4 separate regions of the Homo sapiens genome follow, and regions 1, 3 and 4 are each linked to region 2. The links are chromatin contacts, found by Hi-C or POLR2A ChIA-PET in ENCODE. All regions are on one chromosome and are shown on one strand. The core of a region is the stretch at or near the end of the contact, and the rest is flanking DNA. Distances in the headings are between cores, read along the strand shown. Region 1 holds the start of USP54 (ubiquitin specific peptidase 54). Region 2 holds the start of CFAP70 (cilia and flagella associated protein 70). Region 3 holds the start of FAM149B1 (family with sequence similarity 149 member B1). Region 4 holds the start of NUDT13 (nudix hydrolase 13).

What was found. Hi-C counts contacts between places; a loop is a spot of excess contacts on that map. ChIA-PET counts read pairs that join two places held with the same protein, here RNA polymerase II (POLR2A). Pooled maps may share reads with other maps.
Region 1: a pooled map shows a loop between it and region 2 (2.2-fold over the local background). The contact joins the promoter of USP54 here to the promoter of CFAP70 in region 2. A Hi-C loop is called at or near these places in 1 of 50 pooled maps. POLR2A ChIA-PET finds 5 or more read pairs at or near these places in 3 of 52 experiments (OCI-LY7 and activated naive CD4-positive, alpha-beta T cell).
Region 3: a loop to region 2 is called in a map of CD8-positive, alpha-beta T cell, with 23 times the contacts of the local background. The contact joins the promoter of FAM149B1 here to the promoter of CFAP70 in region 2. A Hi-C loop is called at or near these places in 3 of 168 maps with a recorded cell type or tissue (CD8-positive, alpha-beta T cell, endothelial cell of umbilical vein and posterior cingulate gyrus), 2 of 37 single-sample maps with no recorded cell type and 12 of 50 pooled maps. POLR2A ChIA-PET finds 5 or more read pairs at or near these places in 2 of 52 experiments (GM12878 and activated CD4-positive, alpha-beta T cell).
Region 4: a loop to region 2 is called in a pooled map, with 5 times the contacts of the local background. The contact joins the promoter of NUDT13 here to the promoter of CFAP70 in region 2. A Hi-C loop is called at or near these places in 6 of 50 pooled maps. POLR2A ChIA-PET finds 5 or more read pairs at or near these places in 2 of 52 experiments (Caco-2 and PC-9).

The regions. Positions count from the first base shown.
Region 1 is chr10:73,590,054-73,592,753 of GRCh38, reverse strand. It overlaps USP54 (ubiquitin specific peptidase 54), which reads left to right and starts at 1,412. Exons shown (of 24, transcript NM_001391956.1): 1 at 1,412-1,476. RefSeq lists an enhancer at 379-1,129.
Region 2 is chr10:73,357,609-73,360,308 of GRCh38, reverse strand. It overlaps CFAP70 (cilia and flagella associated protein 70), which reads left to right and starts at 1,445. Exons shown (of 28, transcript NM_001367801.1): 1 at 1,445-1,531. RefSeq lists enhancers at 1,251-1,776, 1,621-1,840, 1,777-2,302.
Region 3 is chr10:73,166,728-73,169,427 of GRCh38, reverse strand. FAM149B1 (family with sequence similarity 149 member B1) reads right to left here and starts at 1,309. Exons shown (of 14, transcript NM_173348.2): 1 at 1,042-1,309. The coding sequence starts at 1,088. It overlaps ECD (ecdysoneless cell cycle regulator), which reads left to right and starts at 1,420. Exons shown (of 14, transcript NM_007265.3): 1 at 1,420-1,562. RefSeq lists enhancers at 1-401, 1,296-1,495, 1,002-1,601 and a silencer at 1,056-1,245.
Region 4 is chr10:73,109,175-73,111,874 of GRCh38, reverse strand. NUDT13 (nudix hydrolase 13) reads right to left here and starts at 1,420. Exons shown (of 9, transcript NM_015901.6): 1 at 1,308-1,420.

The sequences.
Region 1 (2,700 bases), core at 163-2,662, 230 kb before region 2:
ATCAGGGTTGAAGCTCTGTAACTCTGTCCCAGTACTCTAGTTTTATTTGATTAGTTTCACAATGAATATATACCTATATTTTAATGACTTGATTGAAGAGCTTGGTCTTGATGTTTGTATGTCTTTATTTGCAGTCAGCACTTATCAGTAGAAATTTTGTGTTTCACACTTTGAAATGGCATTACTACCTCCTCCTCCACCTAGCACCACTAGGAGACCTGAGTTAGAATGCTAATGGTTAACAAGAAAAGCAACAGTATCTTTTTTTTTTTTTTTTTTTTTGTGGCACTTTCCTTGTGGCCAAAGGACTACTTCAATTTAATATACTGTATTGTTAAAATGTAAGAGCTTAATTAGTTTTGGACATTGCCCATGTTTGTTAAATTTTACCAATAAATCTTAATTACATCTTTTTTTTAGTCAACTCGTATATTTTCTCTCAACCTATAGAAACACAACAGACCTTCATATTTGGCAAGGATTCTGCTGATGAGTTTTTTTCATCAGTATGCTTATAAAACAACTTCTTTCAATAAAACTGTTTTATAACCTCAGGTAATACATAGAAGGGTGTGTGTTGGTCCTCTGGGGCCTTTGTGCCCTGCCTGCAAATGCAAGTTCTCGGTTGACTGATCACATGTTTGGGGGTGGGACTCTGCCTGCTGTTTGTTCTTGGTGATGTAACTAGGTCTCTTCCCCGAGAGAGGGGTGGAGATCTTTCCCTGTTGTGGACTTTGGGGTTGAGAACCCTTAGATCCCAAGCATTTTAAAATTGACTCAGTAGATTCCAATGGCTCAGTTTAAATAATAATTTTCTTTAATAGTGTGGCTCGTTTAAGACAGTTGGAGGAGTTTTGCCTATTAAAATGATTTGATTTAATTTAAGCCCAGTCTTGGAATTCTGAATTAGGGATTCCAACAATAACATTGTTTTGATTATTCTGTAAACAACTACAAAAATGTTGTCTTCTCGTGCTCCTTTTGACTGCAGTGCAAAGGAATTTTTTTGTGGGGGACTGGCCCTTCTTTGGAAGCAGCAGCCACCCTGCAAACCTTATTGTTTAATGACCTTTGTCATCAGGAATGCCCCAGGAAACAGCTTCATAATTGTTTTTCTTAAGCCTCAGGTGAAGTTTGTGATAACGTCCTTTCAAGTTACTTTTGGTTAGTTTCTTAAGTTTACTTTGTTTTTAATTGGAAGCTCCACCTTTTTAACTTTGTCATGAATTGTCAGTGCTGAGTTCCTGGTAGTTGGTAAAAAGAATTGCCTTCTCTCTGATATCCTGTTCTGCGGGAAGTCCTTGTGGTTTAGATTCACAGTTTCTCATTGTTGCTAGCTACAGTCGTCTCCTCCCTCCTAGCCTTCCCTCCCCACAGCTCTAGCTATTCCCATATCCCTCCCCATTCTTGTATCACTTGCCCCACAGATACCCTCGTGATTAGAGGTCTTTTGCTGGAGGTTGACTGTGCTGTCTGGTAAGTATTGTAGTTGTTGTGGTAAAAACAGATAGATAGAAGATTCAGGAACCGGTTAGTTTTTGTGAAGTTTTCTTTCTTTTAAAAAAAATATTCCCAAGCACTGATTAATAAGCTATTTCTTTTAATAGCAGTAGATTAAACTTTGAAATTGAGATTTTAGGACTCTCAACTTTCAAGAGGCATCTTTCAAGCTGTTGTTTGTGCTCTTTCCCCCTCCTCTCTGTTACAATTATTAGATTTTGGAGATTTCATATTTTTTCCAAAAAAAAAAAATTCATAGATTTTCTTGAGTTCCTTAGAATTAAAGGCAAGAATTGTGGATTTAGTATTTTAAATTTCCTTCAAACAGAAGAAGGTTATTTGTGATTTCTTTATACCTATTTTCAGTATTAACATACTGGTTAAAGTAGTAATGAAGAAAAAAGAGCCTATTTTGTGGCTAAATTGGAAAGTAGCTGAATGATTCTTTTTTCCTATCAGCAGAATAGTGTTGGCAAAATCCACTAAGATTTTGGCAATATGTTGTCAATTCTAAGAGATGGTTTGCCAAGTACTTCAGGTTAACAGATGCTTCTGGGAATGATTTTTGGGAAGTTAGATAAATTTGTTCATTAGCACCTGCTTCCTTGAGGCATGAGGCCTATGATCCTTTTGAAAGTAAAATATTTAATATTTGATATTTAGATTGAGTCAAATATCACTTTCATAATGGGCTATTTCCTTGCGTTTTGTGTTTTGAGCTTCTAAGAATATTTGTGTGTGTATTAAAAAAAAATTTTTTTTTGGATACTGGATGGTTGATACTTTGGTATTTCAAGCAGTTATAAGTGATGAGCTTTGGATTCTCCCAAACTACTGCTAGTTAGAAGTCATCTTTATGGTAGATGATGTGAGAGGAAACTTGTTTCTGGGATTTCATTGCTGTTCAGTTGAGGCACTTATTCAAATGATGGTTGTATTCGTACAGTAATGATTTCTTGAGCTCCTAATATGAGGTAAGTGCTGGGTCCTTGCTAAGTGCTTTGCATTTACTTCTAATTCCCAGTACAACCTGGCCAGGTAGTAGTATTGTCCCTCTACAAAGCGGCTATACATAGGTAGAAAGAACATGGGTTTTCTTTCCTGCAAAGTGAGAAAAATAATCACTATTTGGCAGGTTAATTGTGAGAATTAGAGGATATACCATGTGTCCAGTGCCTAGCGCAGTGCCAAACATGTAGT
Region 2 (2,700 bases), core at 196-2,695:
CTTTTGAAAGTCAAGAGAGCAAATTGAAGAGATGGTGTCTCATCACTCCTAAACACACTAGTGTTTATTTTCCCCTAAACAGGGACACTCTCCTACCTAACAACAAACAAACTTCCACATCAGGAAATCAATATTGGTACAACACTACCATCCAATTCAGATGAGATTGGGCATGTTCGGGGTGGTATGCGATTCACAGAGCTAATTCACATTTTTCCCACCGTCCTAACAATGTTGTTTTCCTTTCTGGTCCAGAATGCTATACAGAGATACATATTGAATTTAGTTGTCATATAACCTCAGTCAGAGACAGTTCCCAGTCTTTCTTGTCCTTGGATGGTCTACAACCTGAGTTCCTTTCATGGTAGGAAAACCAAAAAGGATGCTTTGTGTGTGTGTGTGTGTTTTTTTTTAGTGTGTTTCACCAGGAGGCTCACAATGTAGACTCCTCCCAACACTGGTGATGTTAACCATGATCACCTGATCATGTTGGTTGCGTCCATTCACTGTTTCCCCCTCTGTAATCAAGTAGTATTCCATGGAAGCATTCCAAAATCACGCCAGTATTCTATGCCTCATAGAACATCTACCCACCAGCCTTAGCGTCCATTGAAGACTCCTGCCTGAGTCATCCTCCTCAGTAGTTGTCAAATGGTAGTTCTCTATTTCCATCCTTCTCGCTACACTTCTGGGTTGGCATCCTACTTTGAAAGAGTTTTCCTTTTTCTCTGTATCAACACGGACTTGCATATTCCTATTTTATTCAATGGGTTGTAATCCGTTATCGTCGTTGTTTACTTCATGCTCAAATTGTCCCTTATTTGGCCCATGGGAGTCCCTTCAAGCTGGCTCTTAACACTGCAACAATTTAAAGTATATATACTGCTAAAATTCATCCGTGTTGTGTGTATGGCTGCAGTTCATTAACTTTGACTGCTTGTAATATGCCATTTTGTGAATATGCCACAGTTTATTGGTCCACTCATCCACTATTCCTTCGACGGGCACTTGGGTTGTTTCCAGGTTATTGCTATTGTGTTTTGCTATTCTAGCTCTTTAATGTTAAATTTTGAATATTAAAAATTTGTATTAACATCATAAACTTCAGGTCTGTTTATTGTACAAATATTGAGCACCTAGAAGCAGGGTCATTTTGCACTCTCATCAACAGGGCGTGACGGGCTCATTTAAAAAATATTGCATATTTCACGGAGAAATATTTAAATGATGTTTTCAAATCAGTTTAATAAAGGCCTTTTTCTTTAAACTTCCTTTTGCTTTTTTCCCTCCTATTATAGAGAAATATTGAAATCAAAGAGTCGAGAAAGCAAAATGTAAAGGTGGAAACCTATGCACTTAAACCCAACTCTTGGCAAGGTAAAGCATCCGCGGAAACAGCAGGCTCTCGAAGTGAGGAGGCTGCAGCCGGCGCTAGGGCGCAGGCGCAGAAGCTCAGCGTCTCGCTCCCTGCTCCCGGCCCCAGAGGGTTATCGCGAGTCTTGGAATAAACTTGCTCGTGCGATGGCCAAAAGTAAGTTCTCGCGAGAGGTAGTTGGTTGCTATAGTTGTCAAAAACATAACTGAGGCTGCTGCAGGTAAGACAGTGATCCCTCCTGAAGAAACTCTCTCTTCCCGGCCTCCCCACCTCAGCCCTGCGGCCACACCACAGCCGTCACCCCGATCTTCTGCTCCCTTAGCTAAGGCCAGGCTGAAAACCCCGATATTTAGACCGAAAAGCCGCTGGCCCGGCCAGGTGCGGACTCTGCCGCCAACCCCAGCCCGGCGACCTCCACAGGAGCGCGGACGTAGACCTTCCTTTACCGCTTCTCGTCGGAGGCCTCCTCATTCTGCGCTGACTGCGCTTGTCCCCAGACCAGACTCAGTCACATCGCCTCCTTCGTCTAACCTTTTTCTCACTGGACTCTCCCCTTGCAGCTTCTTCCGAGCAGATGACAAGAAATGCGTGCCTTGCCGGGGGCAACAAGAGTCCCCACCCTAGCTGCCCTGACTATAACTTTAGTCCTATATCTTGCATTCATAATTCAAACACGACGCGAACGCCTGTTGTGTACAAGACATGGTGCCAGGCACTCTGGGCCCGTAAATATGCGTGAGACAGGTTACATGCCTTCAAGGGTGTAAATGAGCTCTCAGGACAAACGCTGCATATTAATAATACCATTTGTGCAGTGCTTCATACTTAAAAAGCTTTAATATCTTAGGGGATATTCACAATAAATGTGAAACAGGTTGGAAGTTATCCATTTTACAGAAGGTGAAACTGAGGCTTAGAGAAGTTAGGCATTTGCCTAGGGGCACATAGTTGTTAAGTAGGAAAGGTCTTTTGAATACCCAGTCTTCATAAACAGGACAGCTTGTGGTAATGCCACAAAAGACGTGTAAAGTGCTAAATGAATTCAGAGGAAAGGCAAGTTTTTCCGACTGGGAAGCTTCATGGACTAGGAAGCATTTGAGCTGGATTTTAAAGGATGAGTAGGATTTGCTGTAGAGACGGAGTGAGGAGAAAGGGAGAGATAATTCCAGGGGGAAGGAAAAATGCAAAGGTTCAAAAGCGACTAAATGCAGGTAATCTTTGAAAAATACTAAGCAAGAGCATAAGCTAGAAGAGGGGAGTTGACTGGCACTGCAAGATCCTAGAAAGCCCTGAATGTAGTACTACATTTAACTACAGTTAAACTG
Region 3 (2,700 bases), core at 60-2,559, 190 kb after region 2:
TAAATGTATGACACTATTATTACTTTCTAAATTATTATACACCACTTCGGTCAGGGTAGGGGGCAGCTCTTTTTATTTTTTTATTATTTATTTATTTATTTTGAGACGGAGTTTCACTCTTGTCACCCAGACTGGAGTGCGATGGCGTGACCTCTGCTCACTGCAACCTCTGCCTCCCGGGTTCAAGTGATTCTCCTGCCTCATCCTCCCAAGTAGCTGGGTTTACAGGCCCCCGCCTCCATGCCCGGCCATTTTTTTTTTTTTTTTTGCATTTTTAGTAGAGATGGGGTTTCGCCATGTTGGCCAGGCTGGTCTCGAACTCCTGGCCTCAAGTGATCCGCCCGCCTCAGCCTCCCAAAGTGCTGGGATTACAAGCGTGAGCCACCACGGCCGGCCGTGAGGGTGGATCTTTTTAAAGCCAGAAATATTTGCTCTTTAAAGTCTCAAAAGCAAAACTGATCTTTATGGATTCTGGTGCTTAATTGCAGAGGTGGGGAGGCAGTATGTGTGATGGTTATGACCACAGGCTTCGGAATCAGATCGACATCAGGTTTGTACCTCTCAGCTCTACCACCTTCAAGCTGTGTGATCTTTGGCATGCTACAATCTTTAATTCTGGGATCTTTATCTGTAGAATGTGCAAAATAATGTTCCCAATCTGATATCATTGATAGGAATGAGCAAATGTATGTAAATAGCTTTGCACAGTGTCAAGTGAGCACTTTCCTGGAGCCCTCAGTTAGCTATTAATAACTTCTCGAGCTACCATGGCCATTAACAATGGGACCTGAAGCACTGCGGATGCTACAAATGCTTCAGCAGACCCAGTGCTTGATTTCAGGAATTTCAGACGAAGGGCGACACGCCCTCAGCTGGAGATGGAGGAAGAAGGGGCAGGGTCCAGCAGGGCTGAGAGGAGAGAATTCCGAAGAAAAATCTCTCCCCAGCCCTGGGAAAGGAAAGGAACGAAGGACTGGTCAAGGAGGGTCCCCAGAGCGCCCGCCGCCCGCCCCGGCTGGGGTGGCTGAGCAGTCCACTCACAGCTCCAAGCTCTGTGGCACCGCCTTCCGAGTGTATCTGGAGATCATCCTCCTCCTCCTCCTCCTCCTCCTCCTCCTCAGCCGCGGCCGGGGCAGGCACGCCAGGGTGGGGGCCTCCGGGCCTGGCCCTCCCGCCGGCTCCGGCCCGGCCCCTCCCGCCACCTACCGGCCCCGTCTCGCCCCGTCACCTAGACTCCGAGCAGCCACCTCCCCAGGGTCCCCACCTCTCCAGTCCTCCGACCTCCCTGCTTTGCCGCGGGGGCGGAAGTGACGAAGGCCCCCGGACACTCGCAAAATGCTCCCGCCGACGCACAGCAGTGACGACACACAAGGTTTCGGGGACTGAGTGGGTTTCAGACTTTCTCTCAGGATTTCCGCTGGCTTCAGGTTCCGGTCAGGCGTCGGGACAGAGCCTGATCCAGGCTTCGGCGGCCGGTGGCAGCTCTCGATCAGCTCTCGCAGTCGGAGAGGCGGCTAAGGAAAGGTGCCACAGCAGAGACGCGAAGGAGAGGCCCTAGAACCGTAAGAGAAATTGGCTTCATTTTGTTAGATGGCAGGAGGGAGCCTAGACTGGGGAAAGAGCACTAGACTCCAAGTCAAGCCCCTGCTGCTTGGTCGCTTCTTTTTCTGTACTCTGGGTTTTCTCATATGTACAGTGAGGTATTAGCCTGAGTGATCATAGAGTCCCTTCCAGTTCTGACACCAAATTCTGCATGATGACGTGTGTTTGGCGTTATGGGGTGGATGGGTAAAATTACTGTCTGTCCCTCTGGGTTGAAAGGCAAAATGATGATTTGGTTAGACTGTGGTGAGTGGGTGTCTGGATAAGAAGAAGCAGGTTCCTTACGAGTCTCTTAGAAAGCTGAGTAAGATTGGAATCATGGAGTTAGGGTGGTCCATCCACCGCCATTTCTTTCTTTACCAAGCATCACCTGGCAGCAAGAATAAACTAGTACTCTTATTTAGGAAAACCCTTAGAAAATTAAGAGATAAGGAAAACCCTTAGAAAATTAAGAGGTATCAATGCAACCTCCATCAAAATACCAGTGACATTCTTCACAGTCATAGAAAAAAGATCCTAAAATTTATATGGAACCACAAAAGAGCCAGAATAGCCAAAGCTATCCTGAGCAAAAAGAACAAAACTGGAAGCATCACATTACCCGACTTCAGATTATACAACAGAGTTATAGTAACCAAAACAGCATGGCACTGGCATAAAAACAGGAACAGAATAGAGAACCCAGAAACAAATCCATATGTCTGCAGTGAATTCATTTTCAGCAAAGGTACCAAAAACATACATTGGGGAAAAGACAGTCTCTTCAATAAATGATACTGGGAAAACTGATACCCGTATGCAGAAGAATGAAACCAGACCCACTACCTCCCACCATATACAAAAATCAAGTCAAAATGGATTAGAGACTTAAATCTAAGCCCTCAAACTATGAAACTACTAAAAGGAAATATTGGGGAAACTCTCTAGGACATTAGAGTGGGCAAAGATTTCCTGAGTAATACCTCACAAACAGAGGCAGCCAAAACAAAAATGGACAAATGGGAGCACATCAAGTTAAAAAGCTTCTGCACAGCAAAGGAAACAATCAACAAAGTGGAGAGAGAACCCACAGAATGGGAGAAAATATTTGCAAACTAC
Region 4 (2,700 bases), core at 171-2,670, 250 kb after region 2:
GTAGTTCCTGAGACTAACTGGTTAATGAGGCTACCTCCATGCCACTGTTCCCCAAAACACCTCACCATATTCCATGAGCCAAAGGGAATTCATTTGGTGAGTTTCTTGGACCTTGGGAACTGCTGCCTGATGTTTTGCCTAGTTTCTGCTACTAAATTAACCTTAGCCAGTTGTAGATTATCATGGCTGCTGACTCATGAGCTGATGGTCACAGAGCTATTTATGTTTTTAAAAGTACAATGTTTGATAGAGATGAAAGGTAATAGCAGTCTTACCCAACTACTAAATGATGAGGCAAGGTGCTTTAACATTAAGAGTTTCTTTGAACTCCCCAACACAAATGATTCACACGTTTCTTATCCTGTTCATCTTTCCAGAAGAAAGATTATAAAGTACTACAGCGTGACAAAAAAGCCCATCTTGTAGTGAGCCGAGATCGCGCCACTGCACTCCAGCCTGGGCGACAGAGCGAGACTCCGTCTCAAAACAAAAAAACAAAACAAAACAAGACAAAACAAAAAAAGCCCATCTTGAATCTAGTGGTTACTTCCACCGTGAAGAGGCCAGGTTCCCTAGTATTTAAGAGACCTTTTTTTAGGCCGGGCGCGGTGGCTCACGTCTGTAATCCCAGCACTTTGGGAGGCCGAGGTGGGCGGATCACGAGGTCAGGAGATCGAGACCATCCTGGCTAACACGGTGAAACCCCGTCTCTGTTAAAAATACAAAAAAAAGTGGCTGGGCGTGGTGGCGGGCGCCTGTAGTCCCAGCTACTAGGGAGTATGAGGCAGGAGAATGGCATGAACCCAGGAGGCGGAGCTTGCAGTGAGTGGAGATCGTGTCACTGCACTCCAGCCTGGGCGACCAAGTGATACTTCGCCTGTGTTTAGAGTCCGTTTCTCCACGACTGTGGACCTCCATGGGACAGGGAAATATGGAAAACTGAGGAACCACGGGAATACAGCTTTGAAGGTCTCACTGACCTGCTTTATAGTTTGCTTTCTAAAAAATAATTTTCCCTCCTTTAAAAAAAAATAAAAATTAAGGCACAATGTGAGAGGTTGGCAAGTTCCATTTTTAAATGACTCTCCAAAAAAGTATCAGAAAATGATGAGCTGTGGTTACTGATGTAGCTCCACAGTTATGAGGCAAAACTATGGTTATATCCCTGGTTTCTGCAAAAAGGAAGAGATTAAGCTAAAATGTTAAAATGCTGTGACCACGACCTTTTTTCAAGTTCTGATCATGCCTCCCTGTGAAGTCCTTCCTGCACTTAGAAGCTGAGCAGGTTTCTGTTTCACTGTACTCACTCTGAATTCTTTTCGGGGCACCTTCCTAGTCCTCAGGAATCAGCACAAAAGAGGAAACTCCAAATGTTCACGTTCAACGGCTTCCGTTCCCTGGAGGGACCATTGCTGCTTCTGCCACACTTCCCAGAATCCTCCTAGAGATGCACTCTGGGAATTGTAGTTCAGTTCCCAGGCATGCTGCTGTGTTCTCCAGCTGCAAGTTAACCATGATTGTCAAAAGCATGAACATCTAAGATCTTATTACCAAGAGAACTACTGTATCCTTGGAGAAAGTAGGTTAGTATTAGATCCATTTTTTAATTAAAAAAAGATAAAGTCATTAAGTCCACCCTCATACACAGAAGGCATATATTATGAGGCTGGGGAGAGGATGAAGCAGGGGTGGGAATCAAATACCTTTTAACCTTAGTATATCTCTAGTTCTCTCTCTGCACACTTTAGAACTAGCTCTAAAATTTCATGAAGTTCTTCCAATTTAAAAGGATGGGACTCTGTATAGGTATGTATAGATATGTTTGAACTTATGGTAGGATTCATTTCTTGATCAGAGGAAGCGCATTCCATTTGACTGGAAGTAGTCTCCTAGAAGTGTGTCCGGAGTTGGTTCCTTCCAGTGGGTTCTTGGTCTTGCTGACTTCAAGAATGAAGCCGTGGAGCTTTCGGTGAGTGTTATAGCTCTTAAAGGTGGCACGAACCCAAAGAGTGAGCAGCAGCAAGATTTATTGTGAAGAGCGAGAGAACAAAGCTTCCACAGCGTGGAAGGGGACCCGAGTAGGTTGCCGCTGCTGTTGGGGGTGCCAGCTTTTATTCCCTTATTTGTCCCTGCCCACATCCTGCTGAATGGTCCATTTTACAGAGCACTGATTGGTCCATTTTATGGAGTGCTGATTGGTCCATTTGACAGAGTGCTGATTTGTGCATTTACAATCCTTTAGCTAGACACAGAGTGCTGATTGGTGCGTTTTTACAGAGTGCTGATTGGTGCGTTTACAATCCTTTAGCTAGACACAGTGCTGATTGGTGCATTTACAATCCTTTAGCTAGACACAGAGTGCTGATTGGTGTGTTTACAATCCTTTAGCTAGACACAGAGCACTGATTGGTGCATTTTTACAGAGTGCTGATTGGTGTGTTTACAATCCTTTAGCTGGAAACAGAGTGCTGATTGGTGCGTTTACAATCCTTTACCTAGACACAGAGCGCTGATTGGTGCATTTTTACAGAGTGCTGATTGGTGTGTTTACAATCCTTTAGCTGGACACAGAGTGCTGATTGGTGCATTTTTACAGTGTGCTGATTGGTGCATTTACAATTCTCTAACTAGACAGAAAAGTTCACCAAGTCCCCACTCCACCCAGGAAGTCCAGCTGGCTTCACCTCTCAGCAGAGCTAC